Regions from separate parts of the Homo sapiens genome. Here region 2 is linked to region 1. Evidence: read pairs that join two places in POLR2A ChIA-PET (ENCODE). Cell type or tissue: OCI-LY7. All regions are shown on one strand. Links, peaks and the distances in the headings refer to the core of each region. The heading gives the core; the rest is flanking DNA. Region 1 has its middle 33 kb from the start of CFAP54. Region 2 overlaps CDK17 (cyclin dependent kinase 17).

The links. Peaks named below come from ENCODE experiments on the same cell type or tissue, not always from the same donor. Only the 100,000 strongest peaks of a DNase experiment are listed, where the experiment ranks them.
Region 2: POLR2A ChIA-PET joins it to region 1 with 6 read pairs; 3 of 35 experiments call an interaction of 5 or more read pairs at or near these places.

Annotation. Positions count from the first base shown.
Region 1 is chr12:96,454,801-96,458,800 of GRCh38, reverse strand. No RefSeq gene overlaps it. Among named protein-coding and RNA genes, the nearest start is that of CFAP54, 33 kb to the left of the region's middle. In OCI-LY7, for the core only: no CTCF peak of the experiment used is centred there; a DNase peak (open chromatin) is centred at 1,990; H3K4me3 peaks cover 610 bases; H3K27ac peaks cover 672 bases.
Region 2 is chr12:96,303,047-96,313,923 of GRCh38, reverse strand. It overlaps CDK17 (cyclin dependent kinase 17), which reads left to right. Exons shown (of 17, transcript NM_002595.5): 4 at 470-603; 5 at 2,747-2,872. It also overlaps the pseudogene RNU4-24P. Among named protein-coding and RNA genes, the nearest start is that of CDK17, 92 kb to the left of the region's middle. In OCI-LY7, for the core only: no CTCF peak of the experiment used is centred there; no DNase peak of the experiment used is centred there.

The sequences.
Region 1 (4,000 bases), core at 1-4,000:
GGAGGCTCAGTTGGGCGGATCACCTGAGGTCAGGAGTTCCAGACCAGCCTGGGCAACATGGTGAAACACTGTCTCTACTAAAACTACAAAAATTAGCCAGGCGTGGTAGTGGGTACCTGTAATCCCAACTACTTGGGAGGCTGAGGCAGGAGAATCACTTTAACCCAGGAGGCTGAGGTTGCAGTGAGCCGAGACTGCACCACTGCACTCCAGCCTGGGCAACAAGAGTGAAACTCCATTTAAAAAAAAAAAAAAAAAAAAAAAAAAAAAAAGCGGGGGGGCAGGAATGAAGAAAAAGGGAGATAAGAGATATTTCACAATTTGTTAATAGATAAATGAATATTTCACATTTCACATTCTAAAGAAATAAAAATAGCCTTCTTGTCCAGGACCAAAAGGAGATGTAGAAAGAAAAAGGAAAAATAAAAATAAGCTGATTAGTTTTTATCACTTGTTATAAGGAAGAAATAGCTAATGACACTAAATACTCTCTATTTAGAAGAATGTTAGAAATTAAATTCTAGGCCAGGGCGGTGGCTCATGCCTGTAATCCCAGCACTTTGGGAGGCCAAGGTGGGAAGATCACGAGGGCAAGAGATTGAGACCATCCTGGCCAACATGGTGAAACCCCGTCTCTACCAAAAATACAAAAAGTAGCTGGGCATGGTGGTGCACGACTGTAGTCCCAGCTACTTGGGAGGCTGAGGCAGGAGAATCACTTGCACTCGGGAGTTGGAGGTTGCAGTGAGCCAAGATCACGCCACTGTACTCCAGCCTGGCAACAGAGCAAGACTCTGTTTCAAAAAAAAAAAAAGAAATTAAATTCTAAAAAGCCCATTGCTCATAGCTCTAAGTTCAAGATTAAAGCAATAATTCGTGTTAATTAATGCCTGTCCCTCTATCTTCTCTCCTTAATTGTCTCCAGCTAAGAAAGTATCAGAGCTGGAAAATCCACCATTACCGTTTCCAACTCAAATGGGCTTCCAGGACACCCAGGTTGTCCTTAATTCCCTCTGCAGATGTACCTCCTTGTAATCCGCAAAAGCCGTCATTCCACCCCATTCCCAATTACCTGGCCAGCCATTTGCCTGTTGCTACTGAAGTCTCTAGTTCCTCCTCCTCAAGGGCACCAGAGTAACATTCAACCTAACATCCAGCCTGCACTCCTGCTCATCTTAGCTAAAACAACACCTTTTCCTGTTTTATTTTCCTAGTAGCTATATTTTCTGTATATATAAAAAAAAGTTCTCTTGTTTGTTTACACATTTGCTGTCAGTTCTTGTTACAGAGAATGGTGTTTATCTCTTCTACTCAACATGTAACTCCAGTTTCTAGAACAATGCCTGACACTTAGGAGGTGCTTGAAAATATTTGTTGAATGAGTAATTCTACTTAACTCCCTTGAAGCTTCAAAGCATCTTGGGGCCAGGTGTGGTGGCTCATACCTATAATCCCAACACTTTGGGAGGGCAAGGGGAGAGGATGACTTCATCCCAGGAGTTTGAGACCAGCCTGGGCAACAAAGTGAGACTCCATTTCTACAAAAAATAAAATCATTAGCCAGGCATGGCAGCATGCACCTATAGTCCTTGCTAGTCTGGAGGCTGAAGTGGGGGGATCACTTGAACCCAGGAGTTTGAGGCTGCAGTAAGCTCTGATCGCACCACTGCACTCCAGTAGAGAACTAGGCCTTGTGTTTTAAAAAATAAATAAATAAATAAATGAAAAGCATCTTGGGCTCAAGGAGCTTCTTTATTGTTCCATAACAGCTAGCAACTCTCACACTCTGTCCATTTCATCATCACCTGGAAATGCCCCACCTCTGAAATTGTAAACCCCACAGACATTTGCTCCAGTTATTAATTCCTTTTTCTCTCTTTCTCTGGTACATTCTCTACTGCCTTACTCCCAGCAGCCCAGGATTCTAATCGTAACACAAATGCTCCACCAATTCCATCTAATGGTTTACCTCTCACTTCCCTCTATGGCTAAGGTTAGTAAAAGGGTAGCTGATACCCCACTAGTTTCATTTCCCCTTCTCCCACTCTCTTTCAACCCAGGCACTCTGGCATCAGTTTCCACCACTCTACCAAAACTGCCTTTGCCAACGTCACCACCCCACGATCCCATCACATTGTAAAAAAAAATTTAACTTACTTAAAAAAAAGTACTCTAATACCAAGTGTTAGGAATATATGGGAAAACAAGAACTTTTATACGGCTGGAGTAAAAATTGGTACACCAGCCTGGGCAACAAAGTGAGACCTCATCTCTACAAAAAAAAACAAAAAACAAAAAACAAAAAACATTAGCCAGGCATGGTAGTACATGCCTGTGGTCCCAGCAACACAACAAGTTGAGGCAGGAGGATCACTTGAGACTAGGAAGTCGAGGCTGCAGTGAGCCATAATCACACCACTGCACTCCAGCCTGGGTGACAGAGGGAGACCCTGTCTCAAAAAAAAAAGAAAAAAAAAGGAACAACCCATTTTGGAGAGCAATTGACAATTGACAATATCTACAATATCTGGCACAGTTAAAAACATGAATTACCAGAAACATATTCTGCTAGAGAAACTGTCCTACGTGAACACAAGAAGACATATGTATGAATGTTTGTCACAGCATTGCTTATAATAGCAGAAATTTGGTGGGACGCAATGGCTCACACCTGTAATCCCAGCACTTTGGGAGGCCGAGGCAAATGGATCACGAGGTCAGAAGTTTGAGACAAGCCTGACCAACATGGTGAAACCCTGTCTGTACTAAAAATACAAAAATTAGCCGGGCGTGGTGGCAGGCGCCTGTAATCCCAGTTACTCAGGAGGCTGAGGCAGGAGAATGGCGTGAACCTGGGAGGCGGAGGTTGCAGTGAGCCAAGATCGCATCATTGCACTCCAGCCTGGCCACATAGAGCATGACTCTGTCTCGGAAAAAAAAAAAAAAAAAAGCAGAAATTTGGAAATTACCTAGATGTCCATCCATTGTGGTAGAGACTTGTTTCTTAAACTTCCCCTTCCCCTTCTTCATCAGTAATAGAACAATCAAATTTGAGGCATGTGGTCACTTAGAATGAAAATTCCTCTTCCCACTCTCCTTTATAGCTGATAATTATAGCTGATAATGTGATTAAGTTTTCACCAATTGGTGTAAGCAAAATGGGGGAATGAGGCTTCTTCCCTTTCTCCCTTGTACTGTAGTAATGCAGATGTGTTCACTAGAGGTGGAATGACCACCTTGAATTTTGAGGTGACTTTGTACATAAAGGCCTATGCACAGTGGAGTAACAAGATTGAGGAAGCTAGGGTCCCTAAACTTAGGACACTCCATACCATCCCTGGAAAACCATCTTTAGGCCAGGCATGGTGGCTCACACCTGTAATCCCACCACTTCGGGAGCCTGAAGCGGACAGATCACTTGAGGCCAGAAGTTCAGGACCAGCCCGGCCAACATGGAGAAACCCCGTCTCTACTAAAAATACAAAAATTAGCCAGGTGTGGTGGCAAATGCCTGTAATCCCAGCTACTTGGGAGGCTGAGGCAGGAGAATCACTTTAACCTGGGAGGCGGAGGTTGCAGTGAGCCGAGATCTGAGATCGCACCACTGCACTCCAGCCTGAGCGACAGAGCTAGACTCCAGCTCAAAAAAAAAAAAAAAAAAAAAAAAAAAAAAAAACAAAGAAAAGAAAACCATCTTTAGACATACACACAAGAGAGAGAAAATTTTCTTATCAACACTGTTATTTTGTTTTTTTCAGTCATCTTTGGCCAAACTTAATCTTAACATTGAAATCAATGTATTCATAATATGGACTCCAGAAAAACAATAAATAGACAAACACACAAGAGAGATCTATCAACATGGACAAACCTCAAAACATAATGTTGCAGAATAATGCATAGAAAATTATACCACTTAAAATTTAAGATGCAAGACAGCCCATTATTGTTTATGGATCTATACATATGTATAAAAAATATTAAAACATATTAATATAAT
Region 2 (10,877 bases), core at 2,842-6,841, 150 kb after region 1:
CCAAGAATTAGCTCCATTTAACCATAGACCCAGTGACACATTATTTAATTGAAAGAATACTAAATAAGAGGCAGATGACCAGGTGTCTATTCCAGCTCTGCATCTAAGCTTTGTGAACTTTTGAAAGTCATTTAACCTTTCAAGTCTCAGTTCCCAGATCTAGAAAATGAAAGAACTGGCTCATTCTCAGAGATATTATTTCCAGTTTATAATTTTATTACTCAACCCTTGATAATAACTTGAATGTTAATTTTTTTCATAATTTGAAAGTGTAAAAAGATTTCATACTATTTTAAGACATTTGAGTCATGTTTTCATCTATTAACTGCATACCTGTGGCACCCAGAATGTAAATGACTTTTTATGCTGTGATTTTTACTCGTTGGCCTTCTATATTTTACCCATAGTGATAATAAATTATATATTAGAATATAATGTATCTCTTTTAATGTCTCATTTTTTGATATAGATATTGTTCATGAAAATCTAAAAATGGGATCAGATGGTGAGAGTGACCAAGCTTCTGGGACATCATCTGATGAAGTCCAGTCACCTACAGGTGTTTGTCTCAGAAATCGTATACATAGACGGATCTCAATGGAGGTAATCATTTAAAAAATACAAATATACTTGTGAATATGTGTGTTGGTATATGTTAATACACATACATATCAAGTGGAGTAAATGCCCATTTAAAAATTTTCATGAAGACACGTGACACTTGTAAGAAAGTTACTTCTTTGCATTCATAAATTGCAGTCTGTGAATATTTCCTCTTTTTTAATTTTTATCCCAATGTAGATATGTAATATAGTTGTTCGCATTCTGTGAAACATTTTATTTTAATTTTTTGCGAAACGTTATTTTAGGTTATCCATTAAGGAGAAGTGAATTTTCAAAAATTCTGGAAATACAGAATGATACATTAGCAATGTCTTCTTTTTAGAAAATACGATTTTAATGATATTTTTGAGATTCATCTGGATAATTAGCATTTTATTTTCTCTGTTTCAAATTTTAAGAGGTATAAATAAACAGCTTTTTTTTCTTGCATTATATTATAAAAGTGGGTGTCCTTTCCTTTGTGGTTCACTGTACCTACTGATCTCTGAAGCACATTTATTTCTCCGTGTAAAAGGATGAAGAATTCATTTTCTTTTCTTTGTAAGTGTTGTGGTATAACCTTGAGGACATAAGTTGATCGTGACTGTTATTTCAGTACGTACTGTAAACTAAAATAGGTTTCTGCAAAAAAAAATTGAACATGTTTTGAAATGAAAGTATTGTTGCTTTTTTGGTGCTGTTGAGATGATGATTAAGGTATCTCTCCTATTGGTTGATTATATTTTCATTATAAAAGGATTCTTCTTAATCAGTTAAGGAAATCTTATCAGTTTTCTAAATGATAAATTAACATTTTCACTTGTTGAAATCAACGATATATTTATGTGACACAATACTAATGAAAATATTTCTTATTTTTCTTCACCTTATAGATGATTTTTTAAAATCATTTGTTTTATTTAGTATTAGGGTCTGTATCTGGAGTTTCTCATTCTTCGTTGAGCTATAATTTGTTTCCCCACCACCAAGGAGGCATGCTCTAGATTATATTCTTTTTATAGTATATATTTTTTTCTGGTTTATGAGACAGGGCCTCACTCTGTCACCCAGACTGGAGTACAGTGGTGGGATCTCAGCTCACCACAGCCTCAACCTCCTGGGCTCAAGTGATCCTCCTGCCTTAGCCCCAAGTAGCTGGGACTACAGGCACACACCACCATGCCCGGCTAATTTTTTTGTATTTTTTGTAGAGACAGGGTTTCACCATATTGGCTTCCCAAAGTGCTAGGATTACAGGCTTGAGCCACTGCGCCTGACCTGTAGTATATTTTAATATCTGGAAAGACTTCTTTCTGTATCCCTCCCCCATATACACATATACTCTTTCTTATTTTAGAATGTTTTTGGATTTTTTCTGTTTATTCTATTGATACATTTTAGGCATTTTATTTTGTTCTAAGAATAAGCTTATTGTGATTTCTTAGTGGTTATATAACTTATAAAATTAATATAGGGAGGACCAGTATCTTCTCCTTACTTATTCTTACCATTTGGTGGCATTGTATGTTTTTATACTTAAGTCTTATATTTCTCAGTAAATATTTATGCAGTTCCTATACCTCTCCATTCCGTTTCATGGTTTGGCTGCTGTTATGAATGGGAGGAATTTCTTTTTATAGGGCTTAAATTTCTTGATACAATGATATAGGCAAGATTCTTTTCAAGTTTATCCCAGCTCACATTGTATAATTAAATAAAGTAGAAATGCCATTAACATGGCAGTAATAAATACAATTCTCTTTCCCCATGTTGCATACAAGATCATATAATGTCTACTTGGTTAGTTATTTAAACTGATCACAGAGTTTGTGGTAGTGTTTGCCTAATGTTACTATATGGTATAATAAATTTAAAGTAAATTTCAAGTTGAATTTACCAGTGAAAGGACTCAAAAATTACTGAGGTTGCAAAATTTCATTTCTGTAACACTTCGCTGTATACTTTTGCTTACAGTAAATGTTTTTGCCATGAGTATATTACATATAATCAATGTAGGTAACTTTGCAACTGCAATAAAACTTTACAATTACTTATCACTAAGAAATAATATGTTAGAGCCTGTGAATACAAAAGCCAAATGCCTTGCCTTTACTATTTTGGATTACCTTTTTTTTTTTTTAAGGATTTAAATAAGCGGTTATCACTGCCTGCAGACATCAGAATACCTGATGGATATCTTGAAAAGTTGCAGATAAACAGTCCACCATTTGACCAACCAATGAGTCGAAGGTCTCGTAGAGCTTCCTTAGTAAGTTTTTGGTCTCCTATACCTCCACCATCAATCAGATCTGCTTGTTTGCTGCTTCTGGGTGTAAACATTTTAAATTAATTTTTATACTTGACTTTAGAATAGCTAAATTTTATTATATTGCCTTCTCGATTTTTATTATTTTCCATTCTTAAAGGTTTATTGGAGTCCTTAAGATGCATTCAATAGGATGCATATTGGAATAGGATTTAAGGTATATTTTATTTTTGGTAAATGTTATTAATACATGCTAGGTAGATAAATACATACTAGATATATAGATACACTAGATATGTGCTGGATAAATAAACATGTATTAATATATACTAGATATACAGAGAAGTACACAAACCATAATTGTACAGCTCAACGAACCTTTGAAATGTTAATATACCTGTGTAACCAGTACCTGGATCAGTAAAAGAAAATTTCAGAAATCCCAGAAACCCCCTTCTGTTCCCTTTCTCTTTACTTAGTATTCCTCACTTCCTCAACTGTAGCCATACTCTCTGCCTTCTGATGCTAAAGATTAGTTTTACCCATATGTGTGACATTGTTCTGATCATACTGTTTTTATAGTATGTTTTGGTATCTGGATCTTCTAAAATCCCATTCACATATATTCTTATTTGTTTTTTAAATGTGTAATATTCTCTTTCTGATTATCCTTATTAAAACGTCTGAGCTTTGTGTAATTATGAATATGTAATTATATTAAAATATATTTTATGTAGATATACAGAATTATATACTTATACAAAGTTTGTATATATATATTGCACAATATGTATCCCAGTATGTATGGAAGTTATACAGTATGTATTATTTTTGTTGTTAGCTTCTTTTGTTCAGTGTTATGTTTGTGAGTTTCAGCCCTATTTTTGCATGTAATTATAGATAATTCGTTTTCATTGTTGCATGGTATTCCATTTATGAGTGTACTGTACTTCATCCATTCTCCTATCGATGGGCATTCTGGTTGTTTTCGGTTTTTGGCTATTACCAAATAATGCTTCTATCACCATTCCTGTGCATGTTTTTTGGTTAACATGTAAGCATTTCTGTTGAGTGCTTACCTAGGAGTGGAATTGTTGCATTATATTCTGCTTCCCTAGATACTGTCAACAGCTTTCCAGAGTGGTTGTACCAACTTATACGTATATCACTAGCATATAATAGTTCTGGTTGTTCTCCTTGCCAACTTTTGATAATGTCTTTTAAAAATTATTATTTTAAGTTTTCTAGCAAGTTGATAGTGGTCTCTTGGTTTTATTTTGCATTTCTCTGATGACTAAGTTGAACACCTTTCTGTGTGTTTATTATTCATCGTATGTTTATTGTATGTTTATATTTAGATACTCTCTTTTGTGAATTAACTACCCAAGTCTGTTTTTCTTCTTTTTTCTATTGGGTTTTCTGTCTTTTTTATTGGTTTATACGAATTTTTAAGTATACTTTATATACAGGACCTTTGTCAGTTACATGTCTTACAAATATATTTTCTTAATATTTAGTAATTAACCCAGCACCATTTATTCAAAGGATAACTTTTCTTATTGCAGTATCACTTTAATGTAAATTCAGGTGATTGTTTATGTGAGAATCTCTTTTGGATGACTATAGTCCTGTAGTAGAGATACATATAAAGTGCTTTGGGACAACAAAAGAGGCAGCAAGTAAAATGCCTTGGCAAATCACAAGCTTACAGAGATAGCACTTGAGCTGGTCCTAGAAGGATGGGCAGAAATTTGTCAGTCAAAAACGGCCTATGAATGAAGGGTGTTGTAAGAAGAGGAAACTTCATGTACTAAAACTAAAACCCAGAGGTTTGGGTGTAGATGTCATGTTTGGGAAATCAGAACTGATATGAAGGGTAATATGGAATAATATAAAAGCTATGGCTTGAACGGACAGGACAGATCCAGAATGAAAAGCCTTAGAGGTCAGGCCAAGAAGTCTGGACTTCTTCCCATGTAATGAGAAGACATCAAAGGTATTTATTTAAACAAAGGCTGACATGGTCACATTTTTGTTTCATAGCAATAGCTTTAGGAAAAGTACAAACAATGAATTAGAGAGAAAGACTAGAGGCAGGGAGAATTAGGAATGTATTCAAAATTAAGGATGATGTGGCAATCAGATGGAAATAGAAAGCAGAACATAAATCCTAGGGACCAGGAAGGGATAAAATACCACCTAATACCCACTTGGACTTTGCACCTGAAGGAAGAGAAATTGATGATGACTCTTGGATTGCTAGCAGTTGTTGTATCTCCTTTTTTACATTATTATTATTATTATTATTATTATTATTATTATTTTTGGAGACGGAGTCCTGCTCTGTCACCCAAGCTGGAGTGTAGTGGTGCAATTTTGGCTCACTGCAGTCTGCCTCCCCGGGTTCAAGCGATTCTCTGGCCTCAGCCTCCCGAGTAGCTGGGATTATAGGTATGCGCCACCATGTCCTGCTAATTTTTGTATTTTTAGTAGAGATGTGATTTCACCATGTTGGCCAGGCTGGTCTTGAATGCCTGACCTCAGGTGATCCACCCGCCTCGGCCTCCCAACGTGCTGGGATTACAGGGGTGAGCCACTGCATCCAGCCTTTACATATTATTATATAATGGAACTATTTTCTTTAGAGACAAGGTCTCACTCTGTCACCTAGGCTGGAATGCAGTAGCACGATCATAGCTCACTGTAATCTTGAACTCCTGGGCCCAAGCAATCCTCACATGTCAGGCTCCTGAGTAGCTAAGACTGCAGGTGTACACCATCACACCCAGCTAATTAAAAAACTTTTTTTTTTTTTTTTTTTTTTTAGAGATGGCATCTCACTGTGTTGCCCATGCTGGTTTCAAATGCCTGGGCTCAAGCGGTCCTTCTGCATTGGTTTCCCGAAGTGCTAGGATTATAGGTGTGAGCCGCCCATAGCATCTGGCCCCTGTGGGCCAGATTAGATATTCTAGTTAGATAGTCTACAAAATATTTTGGTGACATACTCTAAAAAATAAAATCACTTTATGCTGTATATACCATGAGCACATTGTTATTTGACATTCACCAGTATATAAATATGGTAAAAAGTATAACACAAACTTGATTTTGGTATAAGCATATGATTATCATAATTTAGCATCACTGCTTAAGACATTTTTTGTGTGTGTGTGTGTCTGTGTGTGTGAGACAGAGTGTCACTTTGTCGTCCAGGCAGGAGTACAATGGCGCGATCTCGGCTCGTTGCAACCTCTGCCTCTGGTTCAAGTGATTCTCATGCCTCAGCCTCCTTAGTAGCTGAGATTACAGGCATGTGCCACCATGCCTGGCTAATTTTTGCATTTTTAGTAGAGATGGGGTTTTGCCGTGTTGGCCAAGCTGGTCTTGAATTCCTGACCTCAAGTGATCCACCTGCCTCAGCCTCCCACAGTGTTGGGATTACAGGCATAAGCCACTGTGCCTGGCCAAGACATTTTTATTGGGATGATTTTGCCATTTGATTGTCAAGTCAAAAGTTTTCTTCGGCTATCAGTTTTTATCAAAGATTGGTACTTAGGATAAATTTTGAGGTTGTATTTGTTCCAATTGGGAGTAAAAATGTGATTTAATCACCATGTAATTTTTTTAAGCTATCATTTAGGAGCTATCTTTTACAGTCTACATGATATTAAGAAAAACAGTGCCCTCTAATGAATGCTAAGTGATTAAAGTTTTTATTTATGGTTAAGTGTTCCTACCTACCTCCCCCGCTTTTTTTTTGAGACAGAGTTTCACTTTTGTTGCCCAGGCTGGAGTGCAATGGCATGATCTCGGGTCACCGCAACCTTCGCCTCCCGGGTTCAAGCGATTCTCCTGCTTCAGCCTCCCGAGTAGCTGGGATTACAGGCATGCGCCACCACACCCGGCTAATTTTGTATTTTTAGTAGAGATGGGGTTTCTCCATGTTGGTCAGGCTGGTCTTGAACTCCCCATCTCAGGTGATCCTCCTGCCACAGCCTCCCAAAGTGCTGGGATTACAGGCGTGAGCCCCTGCGCCTGGCCTGCCTACTTCCCTTTTCAGAAAATTCTGAAATGGCTTATAGATTTCAGATAAATCATGCCAGCTATGTTTTGGATTTTACTGATGCATCCATTTCATTATTCATCTACCTTAGTAAAGCATACTTTTTGGAAATACATTAAAAATTATTCTTCAAAATGAAAATCTCTACCCTAGGTTTATATTTGAACATAGTCAGTGAAGGGAGGGCATGTGAAAGTTAGGGATGGATGGAAAAGGAGTGGGAAAAAGAAACTCATTTTTTTATATGTATTAGAATTTGTGTATCTGTGGATAATATATTCTTTATATACCTAAAAAGTAAAAGTTTTTTCAAAGAGATCAGTTCTTCAGCATAGAAGTCTGGACCCTTGGTTTATGTGTAAAGGAGATGGGTAAAGATTAGGGATGGATAGAAAGGAGGTAGGAAAAGAAAAATATTCTTCACATGTACTAGACTTCATTTTTCCATGGATAATATACCCTTAATCTAAAAAATAAAATATTTTTTAAGGTAAAATGTAAAATTTAGCCTTGTCTTCTAAAAGTTTTAAACTTTCAATGTGTTGTTCTCATATATATATATAATTTTTTTTTTTGTACAAATTATTTGTAGAGACAGGGTCATACTATATTATCCAGGCTTGTCTTGAACTCCTGGCCTCAAGCAGTCCTCCCGCTTTGGCCTCCAAAATCACTGACATTACAGGTGTAAGCTACCTCTCCTGGCCTATTTTCATATTTTCTAATGGCAATATATAATGAGTAGTAAAAATAACATAAAACCTTTGCTTGAGTAGGAATTAAGAAACAATTCATTTTTCCTGGAGAAAGTTATACAGTAGGGCTGAATGGGTCTAATATAAATTTATGGTCATCAATCTCGCATAGATCCCCAGTGTTGTCTGGCTATCCCACTGTCTTTCTCTGATTAACTCTTCCTCTCTTACTGTAAGCAGATGATCTCTCTTCCTATATCATAAAAAAGAGAGAGGGCCAGATGTTGTGGCTCATGCCTGTAATCCCACCACTTTGAGAGGCTGAGGCAGGAGGTTTGCTTGAGCCCAGGAGTCCAAGACCAGCCTGGGCAACATAGTGAGACCTCCATCTTTACAAAAAATTAACAAAACTAGCCAGGCGTGGTGGCACACCTTTGTAGTCCCAGCTACTCAGTAGGTAGGAGGTGAGAAGATCACTTGAGCCCAAGAGGATGAGGTTGTGGTGAGCCATGATTGCACCACTGCACTCCAGCCTTGTCGACAGAGCAAGAGACCCTGTCTCAAAAAAAAAGGGGGTGGCCATTAACCGAAAACTCCCTCCTTTTCTGTATAACAAACTTGCAAATCTACCTATGCATATACCCATTCTGTTCTTTTTTGTTTTTAATCTTGAGAAGTTGTCCCCCTTACTATCCCATCTTTTCAGGATGCTTAAGACTATCTGTTATCCCTATAAACTGATGTGTGTTCAGTCTCCCATTTCTTACCTTAATCCTTTCCAGTGACTTTTTATTTACATAAACATAATTTTAGTTTTAGATTTACAGAAAAAATTACAAAAATTATATAGTTCTTCTATACCACATACCCAGTTACCATATTATTAACATTTTATATTACTTTAATACATTTGTCACAACTAAGGAACCAACATTGGTACATTACTAGTAACAAAACTCCATACTTTATTCAGATTTCACTAATTTTTTGTCAGTGTTGTTTTTCTGTCCCGATACTCCCTCCAGGATACCACATTACATTTAGTGATCATATGTCATGTTAAAAATATTGGCTATTGGATGGTGACGTGCTATTTAGTAGTCCTTTATGATTGATAAGAAATAAAACATTGTCAACATATTTAGTTAAATATTAGAATAGTGGCAAAGCCTATATGTAGATAGTCAGGATTCATCAGAGCTTCCTTGCCCTTACGATAATGGTATACCCAGTGGAAGTTTTGTGAGACTGAGTGCAGCTTCAATTATAATGGAGGTCATCCATATATAAAAATTTGTCTTATTGTATTCAAATTATAGGTTTATACATTTTAAGAGCATATGCCTTCCTAAACAATGAATGTTTGGATTCTTCATTCCTGGTTTTACCAATAGACTATATAGACCTTTCTTAATTCTCAGAGCAGGTGAGAAAATACAATCAAGTCCTTACATCTCTCAGCAATTAGAAATATAAGATGGAATGTGGGAGTGAGGTTCAAAGTCCCACAGAATTTACCTTTAGCATATTATGTACAGGAGTACAGGATTAAGGTGGTATTGTGGTGATGATAATAGCAATTTTTGTAAGACAAAGTGACTGAGTAGAATAGAGATTCTCAGTCTTTCCCCCTGCCCACCAAGTCTAAGGGATAAAACACATTTCTTTCGTTAACAGTAACTCGGTAATTCCCACAGAGAGGGAAATGAATGTTTGAAAAAGCCTCCCTCTTCCCCTGCTGTTTCTTTTTTGTTGTTTTTTGAGACAGAGTCTTGCTCTGTCGCCAGGCTGGAGTGCAGTGGCACGATCTTGGCTCACTGCAATCTCCGCCTCCTGGGTTCAAGCGATTCTTCTGCCTCAGCCTCCCGAGTAGCTGGGATTATAGGTATGCACCACCACACCCAGCTAATTTTTGTATTTTTAGTAGAGACAGGGTTTCACTATGTTGGCCAGGATGGTCTTGATCTCCTGACCTCATGATCCGCCCTTCTCGGCCTCCGAAAGTGCTGGGATTACAGGCATGAGCCACCGTGCCCGGCCCCGTTTCTTATGTATTAATATATACTCACTCTTAAAATGTCATCTATGGATCCTCTGTACATACAGAAGCTTCCCCCTTTATCTGTGGTTTCATTTTCCACAATTTCAGTTATGTGAGGTCAAACATAGTCTGAGGATAGGTGAATACAATGCCAGTATGATTATTTTGAGAGCAAGAGATAGAGACTGCATTCACGTAACTTTTATTACAGTGTATTATTATGGTTATTTGTTTTATTAGTTGATCTCTTACTCTGCAAAATTTATAAATTAAACTTTATCTTAGGAGTGTATTTAATATGTATAGGGAAAAACCTAGTACATACAGGTTTCAGTGCTGTCTGCTGTTTCAGGCATCCACTGGTGTTCTTAGAAGTATCCCCTGTGGATAAGGGGGACCTCTGGTGCTTCATTTGTTTTGAAGCTCAGCTAGAACAGCATCTCCAGCCTGTGATAGAGTAATTATGTTGCTAGATCCAAAGTAAACAAAAAGTTTCCCATAAGGCTTGGTATTGCTTACAAGTTACAGTGAATTCTAGGAAGACTATTATAAATTATAATTTAATTTATATATATATTTAGAATTTTCATGTGTTTATACTCTAAGAGCCATCTGAATAGGAATTTGCTTGGGGCTGTCAAAAAGTGAAGTATTTTCTTGGAACAGTGAAATATCAGAAAAAATTATCTTCATTTGTCTGGAAAGCAGCATTAAGGGGGCTCTTATATTACATGAAAATATAAGCTTTGAGCAGTGATAGTATCATACCCGAGGTTTATCCAAGGCACAGTTATTGCTAATTGAAAATTTTTCCCAAATACCCCCACCATGACAACTTGTGATTATAGTTGGCATTGGCAATTTTTGAGTTTCTGCAGAGACTGGAACAACAACATACACATTATAAAGCTTATTGTGCTATTTCTTTAGCTATTATTTCTGTTTCTGTGAAACTTTTAAAATATTCTAAAATAATCTAGGATGGAACTCAGGCTAGATTGTGAACTCATGAAAGTGGGAATCATGTCTGTCTTCTCTAGCACCTAACATTGTGCTGGGTAAATGTTGAATAAATGAGCTTTGTCCTCTGTCCTCTGAATAATTTCTGTAGGAGAGCACGTCAACAAGCTAGTCATTATATCTATTGTTAATCTTGTTGTGTTCAGCAAATAAAAATGCAAGCAAAATTTTCTAAAAATTTTATTTAAA